Linked DNA regions of Homo sapiens: regions 1, 2, 4, 5, 6 and 7 are each linked to region 3. A link is an interaction called in ENCODE POLR2A ChIA-PET data of the cell type or tissue named here. Cell type or tissue: CD4-positive, alpha-beta T cell. All regions are shown on one strand. Region 1 overlaps TMSB4X (thymosin beta 4 X-linked). Region 2 overlaps LOC105373133 (a long non-coding RNA gene). Region 3 has its middle 82 kb from the start of EGFL6. Region 4 overlaps LOC105373133 (a long non-coding RNA gene). Region 5 has its middle 3.4 kb from the start of TLR8-AS1. Region 6 has its middle 14 kb from the start of TLR8-AS1. Region 7 overlaps LOC105373133 (a long non-coding RNA gene).

The links. Peaks named below come from ENCODE experiments on the same cell type or tissue, not always from the same donor. Only the 100,000 strongest peaks of a DNase experiment are listed, where the experiment ranks them.
Region 1: POLR2A ChIA-PET joins it to region 3 with 29 read pairs; 23 of 35 experiments call an interaction of 5 or more read pairs at or near these places.
Region 2: POLR2A ChIA-PET joins it to region 3 with 11 read pairs; 10 of 35 experiments call an interaction of 5 or more read pairs at or near these places.
Region 4: POLR2A ChIA-PET joins it to region 3 with 11 read pairs; 10 of 35 experiments call an interaction of 5 or more read pairs at or near these places.
Region 5: POLR2A ChIA-PET joins it to region 3 with 15 read pairs; 20 of 35 experiments call an interaction of 5 or more read pairs at or near these places.
Region 6: POLR2A ChIA-PET joins it to region 3 with 11 read pairs; 21 of 35 experiments call an interaction of 5 or more read pairs at or near these places.
Region 7: POLR2A ChIA-PET joins it to region 3 with 12 read pairs; 11 of 35 experiments call an interaction of 5 or more read pairs at or near these places.

Annotation. Positions count from the first base shown.
Region 1 is chrX:12,976,170-12,980,169 of GRCh38, reverse strand. It overlaps TMSB4X (thymosin beta 4 X-linked), which reads right to left. Exons shown (of 3, transcript NM_021109.4): 2 at 3,809-3,924; 3 at 2,947-3,393. The coding sequence starts at 3,908. The coding sequence ends at 3,359. Among named protein-coding and RNA genes, the nearest start is that of TMSB4X, 3.1 kb to the right of the region's middle. RefSeq lists enhancers at 588-647, 2,248-2,367, 3,503-4,000 and a cis regulatory region at 1,602-1,894. In CD4-positive, alpha-beta T cell, no CTCF peak of the experiment used is centred here; DNase peaks (open chromatin) are centred at 11, 1,349 and 1,769; H3K4me3 peaks cover 4,000 bases; H3K27ac peaks cover 2,659 bases.
Region 2 is chrX:13,080,203-13,084,202 of GRCh38, reverse strand. All of the region lies in intron 2 of LOC105373133 (a long non-coding RNA gene), which reads right to left. Among named protein-coding and RNA genes, the nearest start is that of FAM9C, 38 kb to the right of the region's middle. RefSeq lists an enhancer at 2,259-2,428. In CD4-positive, alpha-beta T cell, no CTCF peak of the experiment used is centred here; DNase peaks (open chromatin) are centred at 1,712 and 2,312; H3K27ac peaks cover 3,515 bases.
Region 3 is chrX:13,485,861-13,489,860 of GRCh38, reverse strand. No RefSeq gene overlaps it. Among named protein-coding and RNA genes, the nearest start is that of EGFL6, 82 kb to the left of the region's middle. RefSeq lists an enhancer at 2,906-3,005. In CD4-positive, alpha-beta T cell, a CTCF peak has its summit at 1,538 (motif pointing right); a DNase peak (open chromatin) is centred at 1,500.
Region 4 is chrX:13,085,894-13,089,893 of GRCh38, reverse strand. The region is part of intron 3 of LOC105373133 (a long non-coding RNA gene); the gene reads right to left. Among named protein-coding and RNA genes, the nearest start is that of FAM9C, 43 kb to the right of the region's middle. RefSeq lists enhancers at 2,090-2,249, 2,320-2,539. In CD4-positive, alpha-beta T cell, no CTCF peak of the experiment used is centred here; DNase peaks (open chromatin) are centred at 1,593, 2,133, 2,463 and 3,613; H3K4me3 peaks cover 2,115 bases; H3K27ac peaks cover 3,844 bases.
Region 5 is chrX:12,944,736-12,948,735 of GRCh38, reverse strand. No RefSeq gene overlaps it. Among named protein-coding and RNA genes, the nearest start is that of TLR8-AS1, 3.4 kb to the right of the region's middle. RefSeq lists an enhancer at 1,524-1,653 and a cis regulatory region at 1,528-1,971. In CD4-positive, alpha-beta T cell, CTCF peaks have their summits at 1,572 and 1,772 (motif pointing left); DNase peaks (open chromatin) are centred at 1,430 and 1,765; H3K27ac peaks cover 1,149 bases.
Region 6 is chrX:12,955,255-12,959,254 of GRCh38, reverse strand. No RefSeq gene overlaps it. Among named protein-coding and RNA genes, the nearest start is that of TLR8-AS1, 14 kb to the right of the region's middle. RefSeq lists cis regulatory regions at 1,991-2,457, 2,626-3,489 and enhancers at 2,332-2,561, 3,252-3,331. In CD4-positive, alpha-beta T cell, no CTCF peak of the experiment used is centred here; DNase peaks (open chromatin) are centred at 2,194 and 2,874; H3K4me3 peaks cover 2,881 bases; H3K27ac peaks cover 3,494 bases.
Region 7 is chrX:13,091,047-13,095,046 of GRCh38, reverse strand. The region is part of intron 3 of LOC105373133 (a long non-coding RNA gene); the gene reads right to left. Among named protein-coding and RNA genes, the nearest start is that of FAM9C, 48 kb to the right of the region's middle. In CD4-positive, alpha-beta T cell, no CTCF peak of the experiment used is centred here; DNase peaks (open chromatin) are centred at 1,286, 2,336 and 3,766; H3K4me3 peaks cover 1,187 bases; H3K27ac peaks cover 2,735 bases.

The DNA.
Region 1 (4,000 bases), 510 kb after region 3:
GGAAGAGTGCGTGGTGTATGCACACAGTGAATGTGGCATGCACCAGCCCTGCCTACAAAAGTCTCAGAAGCCAGGGGCAAAGATGGTATTAGCACGACAATGTGATTACAGAAATAAAATGCTATGCAAGTGTCCAAGGAAAATATAAACTAGGTAAATACAGGTCTTAGAAACATATTTTCTTCCTAGCTTGCTTTGTTGTATATCTCTGCCTTACATTTGTAATTTCACCCCTTCTCATTACATGCAGAGAAAACCTAGTTGAGTCCCAAATTGGTGTGTTTGATTCTCTTAGATTGCAGTGTAAGCCACTCTTGAAAGTGTAATCGAAAAGAAAGGATTTGGGGAGTGTGGAGTGCGGAGGGTGGTTTTTTCTTATTTTCTTGCTAGGCTAGTGAAGGCTACTAGGGTAAATGAAGCATTGAGTGCTTTCAACGTTTTTAAACAACGTTTGAAGTTTCCATTCTTGAACAAAGAAAGACTCAAGATTTTTTATTTTTACTCTTTGTCTGTAATATTGTCTCCAAAACGCTCTGTTCTTTCTCGTTAGCACAAAATTGACCCCATATGTTTAGAAAAAAAAAATGCAAAAATATTTTCTTTTTGTCTCTTGAGGAATTAGATGCTTCTTTGGGGGAAAATAAACAGACCTTCCTTGTGCATTTAAAGGAGACAATACCTGATTCTGACTATAATGGGTCTCTTACACAGCCGAGAGACTCAAAGTTTGTGAAGATTTTGAACCCCACCTCCCCCCCATACACACTCAATCTTTGCATACACAGCCCAAAAGCTGTGTTGTTCTCCTGAAAGAATAAAATAGCTTTAAAATTCCAACCACTGGAAGGCTGCAAATGTGGCTGTGATGGTTGACAAATTTGCGAGATTTCAAAATGAAGCCAGCTCAATCTCAAAGGTCCTTTAGTGAGTCTCTTTTTATTTCCTTTATTTTTGCTTTATTTGTCTTGGTCAATTCAAAATTTGCAGAAATCCCAGACTAAACTGTGTGACCTTCGGGGCTTACTTAAGCTACCTTGGCCTGTTTTGTCCTGGGGGGAAGAGAAACAGTCATAGGGTCTCCTTCAATCCCAACGTTCTCTCATTCTAAGGGTAAACCTAATGTCCTCTTTGTATCTGTGAAAAATACTGTCGACTCCCAAGTCCTACATAGCAGGAACATATATCCCCACACTGACTCATAAATACCCCCAGCCCTTCTGGGAAGAATCTCTCTTGGGAAAAACAAAGAATCCCCCATCAAAATTAAAAAAATAAATTCTCTCCCATCCCCGTGTGCAGCAGTTAAGTGTACAGAGTGTGATATGGGCAGAAGCTTCTGAATTTCCCCATTCCACACGTCAAGCAGCCTGAATTCAATCATTACCATTTTACTTTTTTTTTTTTGTGCTATGTTTTAGCTTCGTCCCTCTAGGGGAGAAAGGTCTTTTAGTCCATGAATTATCCCTTTTCCTAAATGTTCCTTCTTCAACTGAGGAACACTGGAGCTGTGTTAATTTCTTAAAATCTTCTTTCGTCTTTGCATTGTTTGAAAAAGGCACACAGCAAAAGCCCACGTGGGAATGGTTTCTCTTTGTGCCTTGGGCATTTGCACTGTGCCCACACCCTTCCCTATAGGCAAGAAAACTACAGGGCTCCAGGCCCGTCTCCATCTTGAGATGGCTCCAGAACCTTTGTGCTTACTCCTCTCTTCACGGAGCTAAGCGGGCTGTGGCGCTTCAGGTTTTGTAGCAGCCTCTGCAGCAGCCTGTACACACCCCTTCCCTTGCAACGCAGAGCAAGGCTTCTAGCCTGATGGTCTACTTGATTGTCTAAACCACAGGTAAATGGTTTCCTGTGCATTTCTCAAAATAAGCGTTGAGCAAAGGAAATGAAAGCAACCAATTTAATAGTGATCAACAATTTTCCCTACCCCTCCGCTTCAAAAAGGGTATTTTCATAAATCGGTTTTGAGAGAAAAATGTTTAACTTCTTGGACATTTGCGTTGTAAAATTTAGCTTTGCAGAACATTCAGTGAACTAAGAGCCTTCTTAAATGCTGTTGTTTCGGCTTAATAAAACTGGTGCTTATTTAAAAAAAAAAGTCTCCACCCTTCCCTACAGAACCGAGGAATCCATTAAGGACCTTATAGAATGGCAAATCTTTTTTTAACTCTTAAAAAATTGACGTTGTTTCCGTCTTCCCGCACCAAGGACTTTGCTTTTACCCATCAGTGAAAATAACTACTTCCGATGATTGAGAAGTTATCAAGGACTCAAAGACCTAAATGTGAGTCAATTAATTCCCGCTGGATTTAAACTTAGTACAAATCTCACCTGTGTCCTGCTAGTGTCCTTTAAACCCAAAAGATCGAATAAGTATCTTTTAAATCCAAAGATTATTCAAATGAAGAGGACCCAATAAATTTAAAATCATGTTCACTAATCTTAACTGTATTCATTAAAGCAATTGTAAATATTGAACTCTGATTAGAAACCGGCCATTAGAAAATGAGTAAGCTCAAGTCCTAAATTCCTTCTTAACGCAGCTGCTAAAAATGTAATTTTTACTCATCTATGTTAATGCTAGCACTTGGTTAAATAACCAAGTTCAATTTGATACCCTGAAATAAGATACTGTGCTGTAAATTATCACCTTCATTTTCTTGAGCACGTGCAATGTCAGCTTATCAAAACCCGTAAGAACTGCAAAGATATTTTTATTAAAGCTCTCACACAATTCATACTAGGAATTCAATCAGCCTGAGAAAATGATCTCCTAGTATAGACAAGGTATTTTGCATACCTGGGTGAAACCCATTTCTATGCCATAAGGGAATTTATCCAGTCACCAGATGCTTGTCCCTCCCCAATGGACCAAGAGGTAGGCCTCTTTGCAAAGGTTTCATCCGCGATCCTTCCAGAAACCAAACAGACACACCAGCTAAGTTTTTAAACTTTTTATTTGCATATTAAAAAAATTGTGCATTCCAATAATTAAAATCATTTGAACAAAAAAAAAAATGGCACTCTGATTAAACTGCATTACAGCCTGCAGGACACCTTGGGCCAGCTTGGTTTTACTCTAGATTTCACTGTCGTCCCACCCCACTTCTTCCACCCCACTTCTTCCTTCACCAACATGCAAGTTCTTTCCTTCCCTGCCAGCCAGATAGATAGACAGATGGGAAAGGCAGGCGCGGCCTTCGTTGTCAGTAGTTCTTTGATGTGAAAGGGGCAGCACAGTCATTTAAACTTGATCCAACCTCTTTGCATCTTACAAAGTTAAACAGCTAAAAGAAGTAAAATAAGAAGGCAATGCTTGTGGAATGTACAGTGCATATTGGCGGCGCACGCCTCATTACGATTCGCCTGCTTGCTTCTCCTGTTCAATCGCTGTGACCAGAAAAAAAAAAAAAAAAAAGATGGAGGGAGATGATTAAAGGATTCAGTACAGACTAAAGGGCTTTCATTTAAAGCATCTTTTCAAATCATAAACATTCTACACGGTATTCCACAATGGAATAAAATATGTATATTGAATATACTAAATAGAAATACATTTTAATGGATAAATGTTTGTATATTAATATGGCATATTAAATATTCCATTACTAAATTACTAAAGCCCCGTGTTTGTTGGCTGCAAAACCATTTTTAATTAACCTTTGCAAGCCACATTCATCAACTGTCGGCTCTTCCCCCGCACTCCCCCCTCCCGAATTCTTCCCGCGGCCGCTCCCAGCCTCCCGCCCTCCCACCGGCCGCTCCCACCCAGCCTTTCTAAAGATGGGGGTGGGTCGGAGCTCACTTTCTTTGGAAGGCAGTGGATTTTTCTCTTGCGTCTCTGTCTTCTTCAGTTTCGACTTATCGAATTTCTCGATCTCAGCCATATCGGGTTTGTCAGACATGGTTGCGGAGGAAAAGCTGCAGGGAGCAAGCCAAGAGCGAGCGTGAGGAAGAGCCACCCGCCCCGCTGTCTCTGGGCTGGGAACTGCACTTC
Region 2 (4,000 bases), 410 kb after region 3:
CGGACATGTGCCTGGCAACATGGGCACCCCCACATATCCCCACGTGTGTAGAACGTCATGGTGCCCTGCATTTGCATATTAAAAGCTAGGGTGGGGGGCCAATTTTTTCGCAGGCTACATGAATGACAAGCCTGGTCAAACCAATCCCCTGAGCCCTGTGCAAATCAGACACTGCCTCCTCCAGCCTCCTCATAAAACTGGCTGGTATCCTCAGCACATGGGGCCTCCTCTCTTGGATTTGGAGACCCCCTCCCTCTGTCTCTGTACAGAGGAACTTCTTCCTTCTTTCTTCTCCCTTCTTTCTTGCCTATTAAATTCTCCGCTCCTTAAAACCACTCCATGTGTGTCCATGTTGTTTTATCTAAACCGGCATGAGGACCAAGAACCCTGGTGTTCCTCCACTCATCAGAACCATATCAGTCTCACTCTGTTGTCTGGGCTGGAGAGCAATGGCATGATCTCGGCCCACTGCAACCTCCACCTCTGGGATTCAAGCGATTCTCCCACCTCAGCCTCCCAAGTAGCTGGGACTACAGGTTTTCCCCAACCATGCCTGGCTAATTTTTTTTGTATTTTTAGTAGAGACTGGGTTTCACCATGTTGTCCAGGCTGGTCTGGAACTCCTGACCTCAAGTAATCTACCCGTCTTGGCCTCCCAAAGTGCTGGGATTACAGGCATGAGCCACCATGCTGGGCCCTAAAGACAGTTTTAACATAAATTCTAGCCTTTTTTCTTAAACTGGTGCAGCAATCAAATAAGCTATCTTTTTTTAAAGGATTTTTGTGTTTTACCCTCATCTGCCATTTCAACTTAGCCAAAATACACTAATACGGCTATAAATTTTTACTGTTACAGTGATTTCAATAATTGTACTGGGCATATAGCCTCTAGATAATGGCAGAAATTGAAGTGAAACATATTTAAGGAGATTGCTTACAGAATTGTTCTCTTAAAAATATCCTGCTTGCATTTATTCAACGATTTTCTGTGAAATGGGAAAGAGGAAGGAGGAAATATTACTTACTGGGTTACTTGTTTTTTGTTTTATCAGACTATCGTTCTGGTTAATTTCACCAACTGGGGAATGTTTAAAATGGATTTATTGTTTAGGGCATGTGTTAGGATGAGGATTTCTCAGCCTCGGCACTAGTGACACTTTTGGTTGGACAATTCTGTATTAGGGGAGTTGTCCTGTGCATGGTGGCATGGTTAGCAGCCGCCCTGGCATCTACCCACTCCATGACAAGAGCAGCCTTTTCACTGCCCCTTTCCCGCCTCCAATCCTGATAACCAAAAATGTACCCCCTGCCAATTTGCCTTCCGATTCAGAACCACTGGAGTCTCCTAGGCAGGTTTCACGCTACACTGTGAGAGCTCTAAGAGGAATTGGCTTTTTTGGATATCTTTAGCTTGGTTTATGCCCCAAGGACACGTGAAAAATCCTAAACGATGATGATGCCTGTCTCACCTCACCACCAATCCACCTTCCAACTCTTCGCAAAAACACAAATGCACCTGTCATTTGAGGGAGCTTAAGTTAATCAAGGGAAACATTCACATGTACTTGCTTTACACCAGATTAAGAAAAGGAATATTTCTTCCAACATCAGGCAAAATTTTGCTATTTGTTACAAGACAAAGGTAGGCACGTGGGTTTTAACTCTAGTGTCTTTGCTGGCTCCTGAACTAGCCAGTTCTGCCTCAGAATCGCAGTGGTTTCCCCTGTGGCTATGAACAGAACATTCTACAGCACAACAGTCACCATTAGTGGGTCACACTAGTTTTGCATTCTCTGAAATTGCAGCAGTCACAAAAAAATCCCACCACCCCTCTGCTTCTTGAGCTTTTCTTTCCTCAAATGGAATCCACATGAGTCCAAGTCCATGCCAGAAAAATGAAATGTGTATTATTCGGGAAACATTTCCCTAAACAAAATGACACAGGGAAATTCTTCCTTGCCCAAAGCTGAAACTCTGTGCTCAAGAGCTCTCTTATCGGAATTCTGCACTCAATCTTAGATACCTGATACATTCTGCTACTATGATATACAACTTCCTTATGCTTTGGATAAACAGAGGCATATTTTCAGCTTTAATGCCAATATTAAGAGAAGGGTTACAGCATTTTTTTTTTTTTTTTTGGCTTTTACATCCTTTGCTTTTGCGTCAGACAGCAGGATCTCTAGCCACAGTATAGATCCAAATTAATAGAGACACCCATCTGCAAAATGTAATCACTTTCAGCTCATGATGCTATTTTCTAATCCTAGAGCTCCTTGTGCAAGGTTTGTGTGCAAGAGTCTTGTGGCCTGGCTTTCTGAAAGCAACTTCCTGTGCGTGTACAAAAATATTTCAGGCTGCTATCTATTTCTAAATACTTGCCCTTTCTTTTCTCTCTGTTCCCCCTTTTTTTTTTAGACTTTCACTACCCTTGTGATAGATTCCGTTGTCTTACTTTAAACGTGAATATAGTATCTGTGTTCTTTATGCTTCCCATGATCAACAAGGCCTTGCACAAATTTGATAAACAAATGCAACAGCAGAAAGAAATTTTTATATTCTTCCCTGCCCCACCCTCAATAAAGCTGTAGCAACCCAAATAAGCCGACCTTCTCCCAGTAGAAGACATTTTATAGTTCAACCATTTTCTATAATGAATAACTTTCAACCCAGAGTGCCTCCTCCGGGTTCAAAACTCAAGCTACTTGTGATAAAAGAAAGATGTTTTAACTTCAGCCTGAATGATTTTATGCCTCCATGAAATATAAACATTAGCAGAGAATAAAAAGCTATGAAGATGCTTTACTATGAGATTTGAGACTTCATTTTCTACAGATATTTCTTTCAGAATCCACTTAATTGAATCTGTTTGAATGTGTAATTCTTTGTTATTTGATTTTGTAGACATTTTTAAAAAATCAATACAAATTAAGCCTAGAATACAGAAACATATTAAAATTCTTTTTTTGGTGGTGGAGCTACATTCCAATGGTTAGAGGAAGGAGAAGGAGAAAGAGAATAAACAGAATAAATAAGTAAAAAGACATAGTTTGTTAGAAGGAAATAAGTCAAGCAGAGCAGAATAAAGGGAATGATACTTGGGGACGGGTGTGATTGGAAATAAGAGTGGTGAGGACAGGCCTCCTTGGACACTGACATGTAAGCAAAGACTAAAAGAGTCATGTGGGCACTGGAGAGAAGTGTCTTCCAGGCAGACAGGACAGCCAGTGCAAAGGGGGTTTGGGAGTGGGAGCATGCCTAGCATTAGGAGGAACTGATGGAGGCCATGGTGCTCAGTGAGACAGTCGTGGGAAGAGGAGAGGACGAGGCCAGAAGGTAACAGGGCCATCTCCTATAGGAGGCCTCTGTAAGGATTTGGCTTCTACTCTTGGAGAAATAGGGAACCATTGCAGATCTTACTTAATTATTATTTTTTACTGAGGTGAAATTCACACATCATAAAATTAACCATTTTAAAGTGAACAATTCAGTGGCATTTTTAGTGTATTCATAGCGTTGTGCAACCGACACCTCTATTTAGTTCTAGAACATTTTCATCACCTCAAAGGGATATTCCCATACCCATTGGCAGTCATTCCCCATCATCCCCTCCCCGTGGCCCCTGCCAACCACAGTTTGCTTTCTGTCTCTATGGATTTCCCTCTTCTGGACACTTCATATAAATGGAATCATATAATATGTGACTTTTGCGACTGACTAGTTTCACTTAGCATCATATTTTGGAGATGCATTTGTACCTTATTTCTTTTTATGGCTGAGCAATATTCTGTTGTATGCATATGCCATAATTTGTTTATTCATTCACCATTTAAAGGTCATTTGGGTTGTTTCCACTTTTAGCTATTGTGAATAGGGCTACTATCATCATTGCAGGCTTTTAAGTAGAAAAGGGACATTATCTCACTTCTATTTTATACAACACATACAGGGCTATTTTATGAGTCACCTACTAACCCAAATTAGTAAATTCATTGTAAAA
Region 3 (4,000 bases):
TTCAGCAAAGTGTTTAATTAATGCAGAGCTAGCGAAGCAGAAGGATTGGAGTTATTATTTAAATCAGCCTCCCCAAGAATTCAGATGGTAGCGTTTTTATGAATAATTTGGTGGGCAGAGGGCTGGGGAATGGGTGCTGCTGATTAGTTAATGATAAAATCATAGGGGTGTGGAAAATAGTCCTTGTGAGCTAAGCCTGCCTCTGGGTGGGGGCCAAAGGACTGGTTGAGTCATGAGTCCCGAGTTCGGGTGGAGTCAGCCGGTTGCTAGAATGCAAAATGAAATCAGAAATGTTTAGAAACATCTAAGTAGGTAGGTAATCCAACTATGACCCTTTGATAATGGGATGAATTCAGCTATAAAGAGGCTATATAACAAAATGCCTTATAAAGTACAAGGTATGACTTTTGTAGAAGATGATAAAAACACTTTTGAAAGTAAAAACTAGGGAGAGAACAAATACTGAAGCATTAATATCGATGTTGTTTGCGGCCTTTCATTTCCAGTCATTTCCATTTGCAAAGTATTAATTATAACCGTGATTAAGTTTGCCTTGTAGATTGCATTTGGATGAACTCTAAGGCAGATGTGCAGATTCATTATTTTATATCTCAGTTAATTTACATGTCCCTAGGAAAGCACATTAAATCATACAACTCATCTTTCATCAGAGTTGAACACTTGTATTTATTTGTTTTAAATTCGTATCTTCATGCAAAGCCATTGCCTTCCATCTCCCTAAGTGAGAACTGTATTTTATTTTTCTTTCCCAAAGAAACAAACTCAGGAATCTAATAATGAACCCAAATTGGTTTACTGGGAAAGGACAGGGAAACAAATGGAGATGCTGTCCAAGTATGCTGCCACCCAAGGAGAACCCTGCTCCCAAGAAGTCGTTTTATTTCTAAGCAAATTGTCCTGAATATATAAAGCTCACAGGCCCTCTTCCAAACCACAATTTTCTCTCAGCAGGACATCTGAAATGGAATTGTGATTGCTGCCTGTGCTATCCCTCAAGTCTCTCTCATCCGACACAGAACCCAGCCTAGTTAAGACGGTCAAAATCCCAAGTTTGGCTTCCCTATTTAATGTGTAAAATGTTTCCTTTTTTGTTTTTTGTTTGTTTGTTTGGAGATGGAGTCTCGCTCTGTCGCCCAGGCTGGAGTACAGTGGCACAATCTTGGCTAACTGCAACCTCTGCCTCCCGGGTTCAAGCGATTCTCCTTCCTCAGCCTCCCAAGTAGCTGGGATTACAGGTGCCCACAACCATGCCCAGCTAATTTTTGTATTTTTAGTAGAGATGGGGTTTCACCATATTGGCCAGGCTGGTCTTGAACTCCCGACCTTGTGATTTGCCCGCCTCAGCCTCCCTAAGTGCTGGGATTACAGGCCTGAGCCACCGTGCCTGGCAAAAATGTTTAAGTCTGATTTACATGGAGCTGGAACGTTTCCTTTGAAATTAAAAACCAAAAATCACAGATGACAGCAGAGGGCACCCTTCCCTCTCATATGCAGTTGACACTCTCACCACCTGGGGAAAAAGATTTTGTTTTTCTGGGTTTCTTGGGGTTGACAATGGACACACACTCCAGTTTGAGATGACACACCCGTTACTGGTTGATCCTGTCTCTCCCCATTCCATTTTCCTTTCCTCTCTGAGCTGACTGACCTTATCTTTGGGGAACCACAGAATAAAAGGAGTGGTTGCCGGCAGAATCCCTGAGGAATGTATTTTTTTCTGTACAGCTTGCAATGCTCCAGAAAGGACTAGAAGTCTTGCTTCTTTGTGGAGGCCTAAATGCGTAGTTGAGATTTGTGTTGGGTCCAGTCCCCCAATTATATTCCCCTAAGGGAAAGCAGACAGGAAGCTATAAAATTCAGAACATTCATGCCCTTAGCCTCCATTTCTCATTGTGCAATCTCCTTGTTTGGGACCCACACTGTTCCTGCTGTCAGCAGTAATGAATGCACACAGCACATGTTGGGGTCAGAATGAAGGATACTTGAGAAACATCAGTTTAGAGAATCGTGGGTGAATGTTAGCCCACATAATCTCCCCCAACAGAAGAGCTGTTTCAGCAGCAGCTGGGAAATGCAGTCAGCATCATGGCTAGAAGGAAAATGAGTGAAATTATTACAGAAAAATGGCAGATTCTAAATATTTTCCTACGAGTCCTTTAAGAAGCAATGCATATGAAAACATTTACTTCTTGGGTCAATATTTTATATTTAATCTAGATAAAATGCCTACTTCCTTTATCTGACTCTCCATTGTTTTTCACGATTGTGGTTTTGATCTGGACTTTTCATCCTGCCCCCAATAGCCCTACAAAGAGGGCTCAAGATTGCCAAATAAGGCAATAGGTTCCTGCCCATCACCACATGTGGTCATGGCTGGGCTATGTGTGGAGGCAGCCAAGGAAACAGGAAAACTACAACCTTTTTTGGAAAGTCTCCTGTCTTTCTGCCTGGAGAAACGTGAGAATTGCTTCAGTGACTCATTCCCTCAAGGTTGTGGGGAGGATGAATTTTGGCTTAAATGCCTTTTAATTTGCAGGTTTAATGGTGAAAGTTACCAATCAGAGCAGGGTATGTATTCATCATCATTCATTTAAAACCTTTTCTTTAATTTGGAGAGCCACCACGTAAGAAATGTTTTGAAGGTGAAACCCCGTCTCTACTAAAAATACAAAAAATTAGCCGAGCGTGGTGGCAGGTGCCTGCAGTCCCAGCTACTCAGGAGGCTGGGGCAGGAGAATGGCGTGAACCCAGGAGGCGGAGCTTACAGTGAGCCGAGATCGCACCATTGCACTCCAGCCTGGGTGACAGAACGAGACTCCGTCTCAAAAAAAAAAAAATGCTTTGTGGTCAGCATTCTCTCTCCTTGGACTGCCTGGTATTCTCTTTCTTATAGTGACATTGTCTGCTAACAGAAGACAAATGTGCCAGGATGATGGTGATGTCCTAAGTGAGAATCATCTACTCAATCTCTTACTTCAAAATGTTTTCCTAAAAACTCTTGCCCCAAACCCCTTCAGATGTTAGATGGCAGTTGACAATAGAATGGGGGATTGGTAGGAATTATGGGGCAGCACAGACGATCTATCTAGGATGCATGCATGTAGTTGTAGACTTTATCAGATATGTGTGGACTGAAGAGCTATATAAAGGAAAAGCCCATAGTATGGGTGGTTTTTGAAAATCATAGCTAAGATGAATTCTGGGCTCTGAATGGATTCACACACACACTAGGCTTGCCCCAGACTTCAACTCTTTTTAAAACCATAGTTTAAACTTTGCTACCAAGGACCAAGCACTTGGTGGTGTAAAGTAGTGATCAGGGCACCACCTCTTTTTCTCCGCCTGTCCTTCTGAAGCATTCCCCTGCCTCTGACTAGATTACCGTCTGTTTAAAGACAAGACCAGATTTATGTTTTTTGGATTTCCATTCAGTGTCCACCACTTACATATTATAGGTGCCCAATTAACATGTGTTGAACAAATACAGTTGGAAGAGCCACCCCTGCTCTTTGCTGCGGACAAGGGAAAATACATCTCTATGCTTTTTCCTTTCCATTTCAGAAACTAGAAGGGGGTGGTAACCCTGCCTTAGAATTTTTTCTGGTCCAAGGTAAAGAATAGTGTCTGATTCTGATCTTGTGCCAAGCCTTTGTATACTTCATTTCTAAAAGTAGAAATTAAAGGTAAATGGCCCTGCTGTTTGAAGTGGTGCTATTATAGGCTTTGCTTCTTGTGTACTACGATGCCCCTAGCAATATTCTTCTTAGAAGCAGGACGATGTGAATAGAGAACCCACCTTCTATACAGCAGTAATATATGTTGGTGTTTCCATCGTGGGAAGGAGAACCAAGGCAGATTCAATTGTCCCTTCATGGATTGAGACTCCCCAGTTTCTGAGAATCACTGTCCTTTGCAAGTGTGTGTGTGTACACACATGTGCACATGCATGTAACAATACAAGTCCACCAAGAAGTAGTTA
Region 4 (4,000 bases), 400 kb after region 3:
TAGATCTGTTGATGTTGAAAAATTTAATTCAAGGATCACATGTTTGGTCAGTAATCAGAGATATAGTCTAAAAATCTATGGACAGATATATTCATTGCGATGTTGTTTACCATGGAGAAAAATTCTATACCTCTTAAATATCCCTCAACAACAATTAGAAAAAAAAATATGGCATATTCTTAAAATGAACATAGCCATTAATAATCATGTTATGACCGGGCACGGAGGCTCACGCCTGTAATCCCAGCACTTTGGGAGGCCGAGGTGGGCAGATCACGAGGTCAGGAGTTTGAGACCAGCCTGGCCAGCACGGTGAAACCCTGTCTCTACTAAAAATACAAAAAAAAAATTAGCCGGGCATGGTGGCACATGCCTGTGGTCCCAGCTACTCGGGAGGCTGAGGCAGGAGAATTGTTTGAACCTGGCAGGCGGAGGTTGCAGTGAGCCGAGATTGTGCCACTGCACTCCAGCCTGGGTAACAGAACGAGTCTCCGTCTCAAAAAAAAAAAAAAAAAATCATGTTATAAGAGAATGGGGAAATGAGGCTAAAATGCTACATAACATGAAAAAAGGTAGGATACGCAATTGAATATCCAGAATGATCTAGGTTTGTAAAAAGAGGGACAGTGTTTACCAATATATGTAGAAGCAGAGAAAAAAAAATACTGGAAGGGAATACATCAAAATATTAACTGCAATTTTGGCTGAGAATGAAGTCCATAAGGGTTTTGTGGGGTTTGTTTTTTATCATTGTGCTTTCCTATATTGTTCAAATTTCTTAGTTATTAAATATTGCTTTTGAAAATTAAATATTGTTTTATAAAAAATACTGTTTTATGAAAAATTTATTGAACTTTTCATAATGAAAAATTCACTTACGAAAATAATATTTCACCTAAGCTTGCTGATCCTTTTTTGTGTGTTTTGTGACGGGGTCTTGCTCTGTTGCCCAGGCTGGAGTACAGTGGTGCGATCACAGCTCACTACAGCCTTGACCTCCCAGGTTCAAGCAATCCTCCCACCTCAGCCTCCCAAGTAGCTGGGACCACAAGCACATACCACCATGCCTGAATTTATTTTTTATTTTTTATGGAAACAGTGGCATCTAGCTATGTTGCCCCGGCTGTCTTGAACTCCTGGGCTCAAGTGATCCTCCTGCCTTGGTCTCTCAAAATGTTGGGATTACAAATGTGAGCTACCACGCCCAACCTGATCCCTAATTAATTAATTAATAACATGAAATGGGGGCACAGCAACATGCTAATAGTCTAATCCACATGATGGAAGTGAGAATGTCAGTTCTAAGTTCCTCCTGTATTTTTTCCACTCTTCTGCTTATAAGAAGGTCATCATGATTACATATAACATATGCCATACAAAAAGCCACTACTGTTACTTTCAGGTATGATGAATAAAAAGATTGCCCAGGCAAGTTGAGCAGGAGATGGCTGCTCTTGCAGTCTAATTAAGGGACAATGTGCCACCACCATTCTCTTAACCCACTGAGAGAACACAGGAAACGCCAGCTGCCGGAGCAGAGTTGGAGAAGAGATGGGGTGGCAGCGGCTGGGGTCTAGCTGAGACGTCCTTCTGTTTTCTTGGGTTAACAAAGGGGAAGAGACAAACCTTTAGCAAATGCATCCAGCTCAGAGCACATTTAAGCAAACTCTGCGGAGTGTGAGGAGGGTGTCTGGTGGCCCCAGAGAGTGGCTATGTTGGAACCCATGGCTGTGGCCATCGTACTCTTCTATCTTCAGGAAACTGCTCACCTTGTGATCAGAACTTTGACATTATTGGCCACTGGGTGACCAGATGCTGTCCTTAATGGCACTGGATATGTGTCTATTGTCATTTACAAGAAAAGAAGCTTCAGCCGTTCCTTAGGCGATACACAGAGTTAACTTGTAAGGTATGATGTGAGATTCACATGAGATCATGTTGTCCTCCATGCTCTCTAATTATTCTTTGGTTGGTATTGGTCTCAGCAGGAGAGATTGCAAGTCTTCTGGTCTCACAAACTACCCCTCCCACGCCAATCCCATCTGCTCCATCATGGGGCATCATCTTGCCGTTGGTCAGCCATGTTCCCCTATCTCATACTGATGCTTCCTTGGAAGTCCCCGTGCTAAACCACATTACTTTACCCTGGAGATGCCCCAACTCCTCCCCAAGGCCTAGGTGAAGTGACTCAACCATATGTACACAGTATCCTCAGATGTACACAGTATCCTCTCCATGGTAGTGAATCTGTATACTAATTTATACATAATCGATTTATGGGTGTAAAGACTTCACAAATAACTAAACATACAAAATGTGAATTCTCCTTCCTTCTCCTAGCTTAAGATTAGCTCAAAGACAATGAAAGCTGTACTGTGCTGTGCAATCTTCTCACGACCCACACGAAACAGGAAGCTCCTGGGGGTTTCTCACAAGCATGTGATAGATAGTTGTGGTTTCAGTGCAACAGTCAGGTAGATTTTGCAGCCGGAAACATTCACACAAAACATCCTTTATGGCTTCTGTCCAACTCCAGTGTTAGTCAGATGCAGTCCCTTTTACACTTTGACAAAAACCATTTGATTTCTCACACTGTATTTATTTTTTCTTATTGCAATGTCTTGTCTGAAGATACCAGACAAAGGATGACAAACTGGAGCCAGCTGAAGTGCAGGGCCCTTTCTCAGCTGCTCTTAAGAATCCCTCTCAGCACTTTGGGAGGCTGAGGCGGGTGGATCACCTGAGGTCGGGAGTTCGAGACCAGCCTAACCAACATGGAGAAACCCCATCTCTACTAAAAATACAAAATTAGCTGGGCGTGGTGGTGCACACCTGTAATCCCAGCTACTCAGGAGGCTGAGACAGGAGAATCTCTTGAACCCAGGAGGCGAAGGCTGTGGTGAGCCGAGATTGTGCCATTGCACTCCAGCCTGGGCAACAAGAGCAAAACTCCATCTCAAAAAGAAAAAGAATCCCGCAGATTGAGCCATTTTCCCCTGAGCAATAATCCCTCAAGCTTCTAAAGACACCACTTAGAGAAGGAAGAGCCTCGCCCCACTAATGCAGCTGAGTGATGCCCTTTGGGAAATTAGGCTAAGAGGGAATACCTTTTAGCTGCCTTCTGTTATTAATCTGGTCTCAATACCAATCAATGTTATTTATCACTACTGAACAAGCATTAATGCAGAGTCTGAAAGGGGCCTTAAATCTCGTGTAGTATGCTCAGAATCCTAGGAATCACACTTTTAGATCCCAATGGTATTGGGTCAAGGTTTTCCCTTCCATGGCAGATGAAGTTCACAATTTAGGATGCATGCTCACAAGCTTTGCAAGGAGATTACACTTCCGTTATGAAGAAAAAAGCAAACAAAAAAGAAAACCTCTTGCACCATTAATTTCAACTGCAATCAAATTGCAAGATTTTAAGATGATATATCTTGCACAAAGGTATTGTAGATAGAAGAGAAGCCTTTGTAAATATTTATATATTTCTCCATTGAGGGTTTTTAATTTTTGTTTTGTTTTGTTTTGTTTTTGTTTTTGTTTTTTTTAACTTCAGACAGAGAGCAAAGGAAACAGAGCTGGGTCACGATATCTCAAATGGAGGATGGTTTCTCTTACTCGTCTTCCATTTCCTCTATTCCTCATTCTCAAAGTCACACACCTTAATAAACACCCCAAGAAACATTTCTAAGTAGACAACACACAATTTTTAGTAATTGACTTATACAGCAAATGCTTATTTAGCTACAGCTGCTATGGTGGCCTGTCTTCTTAAAACTCACTAAGGGTCTTCCAAACCCATATTTTTGTCATCATATTAACCTTCTTTCTCACTAAATTATTGCTGAGATAAAAATAAATCAACAAATGAACCAAAAAATAAAATGGGTTTGGGATTCATTGCCCTTTCCTGTTATGTCCCATCTAAACTCAAGCCCAAGAAGAGGAGAAAAGGCAATACAAAGTCTTGGGAAAAACAAAGACTAAAACTCTTTCT
Region 5 (4,000 bases), 540 kb after region 3:
GTACTAGGAGATGGTTTATCCCAGATGGCGCATACCTCTTCCCAATTCCACATTCAGAGCTGTCACACTGGTGTCTTGAGATCTGCCATGGTGACAGTATTTACACCATGGAAATACTCCAAATCAGGGCTGCCCCCACCACCTTGAGAACCAGTTGTTAAACATTTACCAGCACATGACAGGTCTATTCCATTTATTTAAGAAAAACCACCTGAAGGGGCTTTTATTCCTTTATAGTATAGATAGGCAAGTCAAGCTCACAGCCAGTGATAAACCCACCTAAGATCTCACAGCTGGTAAGAGTGACTGAGTGTTGAGGCTGGCTTGTCATACTCCAAAGTTGATTTTTCCACTGTACCCTCAAAACCATTCTTCACTCCTCCAGTTCTGCCTACCCTTGACAGGTTTGATTACTCTAACTAACCAAGAGAATTGTGGGACTTAATAGCAGGTTCAAAACTGTAACTGTCATGCCTAAGTTGGTGGATGGCCACGTTTTGGCTGTGGAAGTGCAGTTTCCTGGGGGCTCACCTGGGTCACTGCCAACTTGACCTAAATCAAGTTTAAAGCCTTCCACCCTAGAGGTTAGGCAGCATATGAAAATACTGAATTCTCCACTGTCAACTGCAGAGGGTTAAAAGGGATTTGATGTAAACAAATTGCCAGGTCACACAAAAGTCAAAGTGCCACATGGCTTCCTCTTAGACAACCTGGAAGTGTTTGAAGGTCAGCAAACACAAGTGCTTCATTCAGAAGTGAACAAAGCAAATAGCAGGCTAGCATTATTGACCTTTGGGAGCAGAATTAATGGTGGCAATTGGAGATTTAAAACAAAACCAAACTGACTTGACTTCATGTTCTATTTTAATCAGGTTCCTATTTCTCTGTGTACTAACTTTGTTTTATTAAGTTTTGGGTTTTATTTTAAATGTGCTCAAAGCATAAGACATCTAAAGTAGTTAGTGGGCGTGAGGAATTAATTGACCCAGGAGCAAAGACTGCACATCTGACAATGGTTCTCAGTTTGGCTGTACATGGGAACCACCTGGGGACCTTTCAAAACGCCAGCTGCCCTGGTTGCATGCAGACCAGTTAATCCAAATCTCGGGGGCAGGGGGTAGGGGGGTCCCTGGCATTGGTCCTTGCGGATTGAAGCTCCCAGGTGATTCCCATGTGCAGCCAAGGTCGAGAACCACTACTCTTGTAGTTTATTTCCCTTATTCCCACTTAGCGTTTCTATTTTTTGAGTTTCTGTTGTGTATAGTCTGTTTGGGAAAAGCACTGTATCCAGTTACATGAGAGGTCCTGACACCACAGAAGGTGAAAAGGCCTCAGGGCGTTTCCTAGTGGGTGTTTCAGAGAATAAAGAATCCCCACACCTAGAAAACCAGTTCTCCCACACTCACCAGGAGTGACATCACCAGGAGCCAATAAAAAATTTCCACTTGAGTTTACCAGTTAAGCCCTCAATTGATTGAACCTAGAAATTGCTAGACAAACTGTGAAGGATTAGGTTCCTCCAAACTGCTCCTTTTATGAGGCCCATTCTCTGATTTACACTAGATCTAGCCTCTTACCAGTTCTCTCAGTTTCAATGCATTTGTTCTGTGGCTGTTGTAGTATTGGCAGGAGGAGGATTTGAGTCCGCAGGCAGATAAGAAGCCAAGTTTCAGAGGAAAAACAATGGAGATTCCACACCCTGAGCTCCTTGAGTCTAAAACCAAAGCCTAAAGGCTGTAGGCAAATTGTTGCTGCCCCCTATTGGCAGTGATTGGTGTTGACGCATGAGAAAGAGTCCAAGCCCCCTGGTGGTAAATTCCAGCTAGGCCCATCCCTTGCTGTCGCTCCACATTCCACTAACAATGCTGTAGGCACAAAAGAATTCCCCCTTAAATATATCAGATGGGAGTTGTGAAAGGAAAATAAATCTTGGGACCCCAAAATCACTAAGCTAAAGGGAAGTCAAGCTGGGAACTGCGTCAAGCAAACCTGCCTCCCATTTTATTCCTAAATAAGACAGCTACAAAGATAAAAAAAAAAAAAAGACATACCTCCCTCACAATTTGCCCACAAGGAAATTCCTCGTGGACAAAGGACAGACAGAGCTCAAAGTCATCCCTCTGAGGCTCATGTGAGACAAATGCATATCTGATTGCTTCCTCTGCCCTGTCGTTTCACCAAGGCAGACCAGGCATAAGTGACTATTCCTCCACCCTCCTCTCCCATGTGAATTGTATATTCAGTGAAAGGCTAATCAGAGACCCAATAGAATGCAACAAATGTCTCTTATCTACCTGTGATCTGGAAGCCCCCTCCCCTGATTCGAGTTGTCCTGCCTGTCTGGACGGAACCAATGTACATCTTACACATGTTGATTGATGTCTCACGTCTCCCTAAAATGTGTAGAACCAAGCTGTGCTCCGACCACCTTGGGCCCATGTAGCCAGGACCTCTTGAGGCTGTGTCATGGGTGCATCCTTAACCTTGGCAAAATAAACTTTCTAAATTGACTGAGGCCTGTCTCAGATATTTTGGATTCACAAATTGGTAACCATGAAGGGATTCTGAGTGGAGGTACCCCTGACCTTTGACAAATCTACTGTTGGTGCTTGGTACCAGCTTGAGCTATCTTTATGGCTCAAGCCAGTAGGACAATTGGCTGAGGCCTGGGAGACACCCCCACCCCCGACCAAGAGAATCCCTGATCTCTCCAAATTTGGTTGAGATCTAAAGTTTATTTTGCTGTATAACTCCTTTTCTGGAGTTTCACTTGCTCCCAAAAAGGAAGGCAAGTTTTCCTGCTTCCATGATGAAGAGTGCAGGTAACTCCTTTCTGGAATTTCAGCTCACTTCCAACAGGGAAGGCGAGTTTGAGTTTTTTCCTGCTTCAAAGATGGTAGAGAGCAGTGTTCAGCCTGAGCCCCATTCCTAGGTAAGTAGCTGAATTGGGCTTTTGTCTTGGCTAAAGTTAAAATTAACAATCAGCTGGTTTTAATTTATCCTTACCATTAGAGCGCTTGGTAATCATATATTAGGTTGGTGCAAAAGTAATTGCGGTTTTGCATTCTTTTTAATGGCAAAAAGCACAATTACTTTTGCACCAACCTATAAATTGTGGCATTGTTTGCTTTGCTTAGCTGTTTTTTGTTGTTCTTTGTTTCTGTTTTGGTTGTTGTTTTGGTCTTTTTTTCATTGGTTTCATGCACATCCGTGTGAAGAGACCACCAAACAGGCTTTGTGTTAGCAACAAGGCTGTTTATTTCACCTGGGTGCAGGCGGGCTGAGTCCGAAAAGAGAGTCAGCCAAGGGAGATAAAGGTGGGGCTGTTTTATAGGATTTGGGTAGATAAAGGAAAATTACAGTCAAAGGGGGCTGTTCTCTGGCGGGCAGGAGTGGGGGTCACAATGTACTCAGTGGGGGAGCTTTTGAGCCAGGATGAGCCAGGAGAAGGAATTTCACAAGACAATGTCATCAGTTAAGGCACGAACAGGTCATTTTCACTTCTTTCGTGGTGGAATGTCATCAGTTAAGGCAGGAACCGGCCATCTGGATGTGTACGTGCAGGTCACAGGGGATATGATGGCTTAGCTTGAGCTCAGAGGCCTGACATTCCTGTCTTCTTATATTAATAAGAAAAATAAAACGAAATAGTGGTAAAGTGTTGGGACGGTGAAAATTTTGGGGGGTGGTGTGGAGAGATAATGGACGATGTTTCTCAGGGCTGCTTCGAGCGGGATTAGGGGCGGCGTGGGAACCTAGAGTGGGAGAGATTAAGCTGAAGGAAGTTTTTGTGGTAAGGGGTGATATTGTGGGGTTGTTAGAAGAAACATTTGTCATTTAGAATTATTGGTGATGGCCTGGATACAGTTTTGTATGAATTGAAAAACTAAACGGAATAAGAGAAGGAGAAAACAGGTATTAAAGGACTAAGAATTGGGAGGACCTAGGACATCTAATTAGAGAGTGCCTAAGGAGGTTCAGCATAGCCTTGCCAGTAAAG
Region 6 (4,000 bases), 530 kb after region 3:
CTAGTAAGACCAACCATTGAATGTGACAGTTTTAAGTTTTATTTTTCAGCATTTTATTTACATTTTCTACCCTCAAGCAGGGGCAGCAGTGAGGAGAAGGTGAGATCTCAGATGCTGTAGAGACGGTTAAATTGGCCATTGACTAGGTCAAAAAAGTATATATATATCCCTGTGTATGTGTGTGTGTGTGTGTGTGTGTGTGTGTGTGTATATATATATATATATATACACACACTGTATATATATATATATATATACACACACACACACACACACATACGCTATATACATATATGGTATAAGACTATATATATACACACATCTGTATACATATACAGTATAAGACTGTGTGTATGTGCATATATGTATGTGTATATATATATATATATATACACACACACACAGTCATGTACTGTGTGATGACATTTCAGTGATCCCATAAAATAATACTGTATTTTTTACTGTACCTTTTCTAATTTTAGATACACAAATACTTAGCATTGTGTTACAGTTGCCTACAGTATTTAGTGCAGTGACATGCTGTACAGGTTTGCAAGCTAGGAACAATGGGCTGTACCATATAACCTAGGTATGTAGTAGGCTGTACCATCTAGGTTTGTGTAAGTACACTCTGTGATCTTCGCACAATGAGGAAATCGCCTAGAACGTATCCCCATTGTTAAGCGATGCATGACTATATGTAAATATGTATATATATATATATATATATATATATGTTTTTTTGTTTGTTTGGATGAGAAACACACTAACATTTGTAGTGATAAACATTTTTTGTTGCTTTGTTGCACCTTCTCAGTAAATCCCATGAATTTAGTCTAAGGATGCTCATTTTACAGATGGATAAACCGAGGCTCCAGAGATCACAGTTGGCAAGTGGCTGAGCTGGGACGGTATCCAGCTCTATCTGGTTCCAAAGTCTGGTCTCTAAGGCCCTCCTCACTGAGCTAAGAACAACATGAGAAGATGCCCGTGTATGGTAGGCTTTCAAATGCAAATCAAACAATGAGGACCTCTCTGCTCATTTCAGACTGACAAAAATGAAAAGGTTGAGTAGTGGCTCCAGTTGGCCAGAATGCAGGGAAAGAAAAGTGAAAGCTCTTATATGCTGTTGTTGGAAGGGTCAATTCGTAGGGACTTTTCAGAGGCACCGGTGGCTGTCACAATTAAAACAGCATTTCCAGTTGAACCCAGCATTTCCAGTTTAAGTCCAGTGACAGGACTCTCATTCTATAGCCATACTAACACACTTACATATACATATACATACACATGCACAAACATCTAGATCTTTCCCCCATAGCATTGTAGATAAGAGTAAAAGCTACAATCAACCTAAGTGTATATTAATTGGGAGATTAATTAAATACATGATAGAGTACCCAAACAATGGAAAACTATGCAGCTGTTAAAAAAAGATTGAGGCAGATTTATTCATGATATGCTGTGGAAGGATGTCCAAAGAATACTCTTTTTTTTTTTCCCCCGAGACAGAGTCTCGCTCTGTCACCCAGGCTGGAGTGCAGTGGCGCGATCTTGGCTCACTGCAACCTCTGCCTCCTGGGTTCAAACAATTCTCCTGCCTCAGCCTCCCGAGTAGCTGGGATTAGAGGCACCCACCACCACACCAGCTACTTTTTGTATTTTTAGTAGAAATGGGGTTTCACCATGTTGGCCAGGCTGGTCTCCAACTCCTGACTTCGTGATCCACCCACCTCGGCCTCCCAAAGTGCTAGGATTACAGGTGTGAGCCACCGCGCCCAGCCAGAATACTCTTAAGTGGAAAATAAAGAGCCTCATAAATAGTGTCTGATCCCTTCTGTGCAATAAAAAAGTGAGGTGTAGAGAGACCATTTCCGGAAGGGAATTTTAAGAGCTTACCTCTGGGGAAAGGAAATAGAGAAACCTCTACCATTTACATTTTTACCAGAAGCATGCATTACTTTTATATTTTAAATATTTAAAACATTATTGATGTTTTACTTTCATATTTTATACATTTAACATTTTTTCTGTGTATTTTCTTGCTCAAGAAACTTGTCACAGAATCAACAACACGCAGTTGAGTATGCCTGTGAAAGAAACAGAATGTGACCCTGGGCTTAGGGTTTCTTTAGTAAGAAAACACCTTTGAAAGGAAGTGAAACACACCACCAAGCACCAAGACAGAGGGAGGGGGACTTCCTGCTTATCTGCAAGGGAAGGAACCCGTGTTCTTAAAGGGGCAGGAGGAAAGTTATTTTCAAGTCAACTGCTGTCATAACCCTAGATCAAACTAACTGCAGACCAGTCTGCAGTAGGCCCCGTTCTAGACTGCAAGTGTAGTCAGCCAGCCCACCATAGGCCCAGTTGAGAACTATCCTCACTTACAGTGGCTGTGCTTTGGATGTTTTCCTTGTAGAATGTGACCATAGCATTACATTTTGGTGAAGTGAATCATATTTTCAGTGAGGTAGGGAAGTTGCTCGTAGGATCATATAGTGATATGTATATGTGCCTGAATATTCATGTATGGTGTTTCTCTAAGTAGAAGCACGTGTGGCCAAATTGAACCACTATAAAGGTGTACATTTGTACAGGTACTTGGTTTCTTAATTTTGCCATTATTTTGCATCTGCTAGCTCACCCTTGCCTCCCAACAGCCCTGTGAGGGCATGAGAGGGCAGCTGGCATCCCATCCATAAGTGAAGACATGAGACACACAGTAAGGGACTTCCCCAGGGTCTCTGAGCCCCTAGCAAGACCAGAAGGGGTCCCCAAGCCTAGCAGGTCGGCTTCTGGCCTGGTGCCCCGGCAGGGGAGGAGCTGTGGTTTCCTGTGGTTTCATCATCCGTCTGTCTGACCGTTTATGTGGAAGTAACTTTCCACTAGCTTCTCCTAGGCCTCCCTCAAGAGTGAAGTGCCAATGGGGCCCTGAAAGGGGGCTCTTCGAGGGAGAATCCACGTGGGTAGTGGTTGGGGGACGCCTGGGAAAACAGATGAGGCTGGCGAGGGCAGGGGTGACATCCTACCTCCGCTCTCAGCCTCTCATCTGTGCCCACACTTGCCTGCCTTGTGTGGCTTTATAGCATGGGAGGCGTCTGCCAACTGCCCGATTCCTACTAGTTATTGGATAATCACTTCCACAGAAGCAGAGCAGAAAAGCCTCACGCCGCCACAGGCCCGCTCTACTTCCACCGAGGTGACTGCCATTAGCGGCATGGCTTCTGCTGCTCCTGGTGCAGGAGGATTGGATGGGCTTGGCCCTGGCTTGTGGTTCCCTGAGAGGGCCACGCAGGGCCCAGGGAGATAACAGGGGACATCTGTGTTCTCTCCCGCTTCCTGCCGTCACACCCTGAGGGAGGGTGGCCAGATTTAGCCAATAAAAATGGAAGACGCCCTCAAATTTAAATGGGAATTTCAGGTAAATAACAAATAGCTTTTTAGTATGAATATGTCCCATGCAATATTTGAGACCATAGAAATTATTTTATTTCTGTGAAATTCCAATTTAACTGGGCATCCTGTATTTCATCTGACAAGACTACCCTGAGGGGGAAAACTTAGGCCCTCTCACAGGCACATTGCTACTTTGGCTGTCTCTGTTTTTTTTTTATTTTTTATTTTTTATTTTTGAGACGGAGTCTCGCTCTGTTGCCCAGGCTGGAGTACAGTGGCATGATCTCGGCTCGCTGCAGCTACTGCCTCCCGGGTTCAAGTGATTCTCGTGCCTCAGCCTCCCAAGTAGCTGGGATTACAGGTGCGTGCCACCACGCCCAGCTAATTTTTGTATTTTTAGTAGAGACGGGGTTTCACCATTTGGCATGGTTGATTTTGAACTCCTGACCTCAAGTGATCAGCCCACCTCGGCTTCCCAAAGTGCTGGGATTACAGGTGGGAGCCACCGCTACCAGCCTGTCTCTTTATCCAAATTCTCCCAAACATAGACACACACACACACACACACACACACACACACCCTCAACGGGTCTCAGGCCTCTAA
Region 7 (4,000 bases), 390 kb after region 3:
CATTACAGGGGAAATTTTCCTCTTAAAATATTTGCTTTCATAGGAATTCTGTCTGTGTCAGCACTGTGGTCAACCCCAGTGTCAGGAAAGTCCACTTTTAAAGATATGGGTTGGTGTGAATGCATATAAAATGATGTGAGAGTGTATTTACGCAGATGTGAGTTTGCTGGATTCTTCGTACCTCGTGACCCTCTAACTTTCTGTACTGCTGATTCAATTAACCATGCCTGTGGCACAGGAAAGAGATACTCTACTCTTTAAAAAATTAATACAATGAATGGAATTGGGAAAATAAGTGAAGAAAGATTGTAACTGTTTCATTTTTTTTTTCTAAAAAAACCCTTTTTTTCTCATATCCAAATCAAAAATAGTGATACTAACTTCTATTAAGTTAAACAGATGCCTTCTCTACAGCCCAGCAATTTTACTCCTAAGTACATAGCCAGGAGGAGTGAAAGCACAGGTCCATAAAATACACCAGTATTCATAGCAGCTTTATTCACAATATGCCCAAACTGGAAATGATCCAAATGTCCATCAATAGAAGAATGGATAAACAAATTATGGCATATTCTTACAATGGAATAATACACAGCAGATTAAAAAAAGAAAGAATAAACTGATACAATCACCTGGATAAATCTCAAAAACATTATGTTAAGAGAAAGAAGCCAGATGCAAGAGTACATTCTGTACAATTTCATTTATATGAAGTTCACAAACAAGCAAACCTAGTTTATGGGAGTAGAAGTCAGAATAGTGGTTCACTGGAGTGTGAGGGGCATGGGGGTTAATTGACTAGGAAAAGGGAAAAAGGAAGCTTTCTAGAGTGATGGAAAGACATAGATGTTTGTGTGGTCAGTGGTTTCCAGGAGGTATATTTAGGTAAAAATTCATCAAGCTATACACTTAAGATGTGTGCATGTTACTGTATGTAAATTATACCTCCATTGAAAAACAAAACATGGATAATGATAGTTGTTGCAGGGCTTACAGCAAGTATGGGATTACTATTAATAAGCATCAGATTCGGCTTTGTGCTTTTTGGCCACTCGTCATAAAGAGACCTAAGTAATATTTCTCATAGGATGGAGGAAGCACACATTAATCATTGATTGTTTCCTGTGTGCCTGATACTGTGCGCTGGAGGCCTTGGGAGACTTCATAATAAATCAGATCAGGCTCCTGCTCCCCTGTTCTGATGTACAGGCAGTACCTTCTATACCAGGCTGTGAAAAACACTAGACTGTGTTTGAGTGTGATTGTGAGCGTCTGAGTCACAGTCTAGTATAGAAGTTACTGCATGTACATTGGTGACAAAAATTCAAGGTAGAAAGTGACAGGTGACTCAAACAGGTTTGAACCAAGCACTGGGGGTGTCATATGCTTTGCCCGACATTCAGTTGAATTGTTGACTGATAGAGGCCGGTGAGGGGGCAGGTGCCATGTTTTCACAGGAAAGGGTGCTTAAAGGGTGGGATGGGAAATGTAAATGTATCAAGGAAAGTGCAAAGGAAATTTCCATTCCCCTTTTTCTGGCTTTGCCTGCATGGAAGAGTTTGCCCCTCAGCCTCAGAGGATCCATCTGGGGGCCCCAGGAGTCTCAGGGTAGATTAGTCTCCTATGGCTGCAGTAACAAATGACCACCAACTTGGTGGCTTAAGACAACAGTTTATTCTCTCACAGTTCTGGCGGCCAGAATTTTGAAATCAGTCTCGCTAGGCCCAAATCAAGGTGTGGGCAGGGCCACGTTCCCCCAGGAAGCTCTAGGGGAGTATCTGATCCTTGCCTTTTCCAGCTTCTAGTGGCCATCCATATTCCTTGGCTTGTGGCCTCATCACCCCAATTTCTGCTGTTGTTACATCACCTTTTCCATGTGCACGTAGATCTCCCTCTGCCTCCTTCTCTCAAGAATACGTGTGATTACATTTAGGACCCACTCAGATGATACAGGATAATCTCCCCATCTCAAGATTCTTCACTTAATGACATCTGCAAAGACCACCTTTTTTCATAGAAGGCTACCGGGATCAGGATCTGCTATCTTTAGAAGCCATTATTCAGCCTGCTACACAGAGCTAGTGCCGCCCTCCACCCCTGCCCCCTCACTGCCCACTGCCCACCTTGGTCCTGATGCCTGCAAATGGAGGCAAACACTGACCTCTCTCTGTCAGAAACAAACATGCAGTAATTAAAACGCGTGTTCATGGTCCCGCCTTCTCTCTTTCACCTTCTGCATAGTTGTATGGGCTGCCAGCTTCCTGGTTGCAGAATGACTCTTTGAAGAAGCCCCAGACGGAGCTTCCTCAGAGCTGTGGGTGGAATGTGCCCAACCAAGACTTGAGGGCAGGGCTTCTCACCGCAGCACTTTGTGGCAGGAGCTGTGCTGTGCGTTGTAGGATATTTAACAGCATCCCTGGCCTCTACCCACTAGATGCCAGTAGCACCCTCGCCTCCCCAACCCAGCTGTGGCAACCTAAAATGTCTCTAAACATTGCCAAACATCTCCTGGAGGGCCAAATGGCACCCAGATGAATCCCACTGCTCTACAGAGTGAAGTGGGGCCTCTCTGGCCCTGGGGGGTGGGGCTGGGCTGCTTTGCCACCCTTCTCTTTTCTAGGTCTCTTGAGTTTTGAGAACATGGAAGGGCCATGTTGCTGGGTCTCTAGTCTAGCCCCTTTGTCCTCAATCCTGCTGGGGAGGGGCTTCTAGAGCTGGGTTTCCCAAGACTAGGAATAACTGGGGCCCTGAATGAAGGGCTCAACTGGTGGATCCCAGGATCCCCTCTGACCAGACAGTTCTGGACCTGAGACAAGCTGAACAACCTCTCAGTTTTCTTTCCTTAGGGTCCTGAGAGGCAGTGGAAGTTGGTGTCTTGGACACTGGGGTCCCCGGGGGCATTCTATACTACTTACAGCCTCTGTTCTTGGTAGTAAACCCAAGAGAACATCTCAGTGGAGTAGAGCAAAGAGGCTAAGAGTGAGGGGCTTTGGCAGCTGACTGTTCAGAGTGGATTCTTAGTTCCACTCCTTATAAGCTCAGGCACCTGGGGCAAGTTACATGCACTGCCACAGTTTCTTCACTGCAAAATGTGGATAGAATTGAATCTCCTTCATAGGATTGTGGTGAGAATGAAATGGATGATACATATCAAGTGGTCAATAAATAGTCACTTAAAATGAGAATAACTTTTATCATATTTGTGTCTTATCTCTCTGTAAGATTTGATCATCCTCCTCAAGCAACCCCTAAGAAGATATTTCAAAGGGTGCATTTAGTTCTTGCCATCTCTGAGAAATGGATCTCTCCTACACATACATTATAGATAAAATACAATCATCCATGTGACATTCTGTGTTCTTCAATATCCCCATAATCTCATAAGCCTCTCCTGGTCAGTACTGCACAGGCCGAAACTAGATTCGGTTTTCTATGTACTTTCCTGTAGCCAGAAGCTACAGTTAAAGCTTGTTTAAAAAAAAAAAAAAAAGTAAAAACGAAGTTTTCTACACTGGCTGCTCCTTTCTTTGCTTTGAAGCTAGACTGTAAGTTCACAGGTAGCCCCAAATGCATAAAGATAAGGCTTCCTTTATAACAAGGAAAGAGAGAGAGAGACAAATCCCAAAGGCTTGCTTTTCACTCACATATATTATAAATTTAGTTGGATGAAGCAAGATTACAGCCAAATATGGGCAGAACATGCAGAGAAACCTTAACTGTGATTGGCTCTTAACTTTGCCCCAAAAGAAGAACATTGTGGTTTAAACATCGCCGTCCCAGGAAGTCTTGAAATCAACTGAAGGGTTTTTCAAATTTGTTCTTCATCATTTAAACCAGACCCAAGCCCACTCTCATTGGTTGCTGGAGGAGCTGAGACTGAAGTCTGTGCTGACATTTTCAACCCTCGTTTGACAGGATAATTAGAGGAGAAGCCCCCGGTGTTGGTGACATTTGAGTCTCAAGAGCTTCCAATCCCAGTGTTGGATTGAATTTCAGTTTT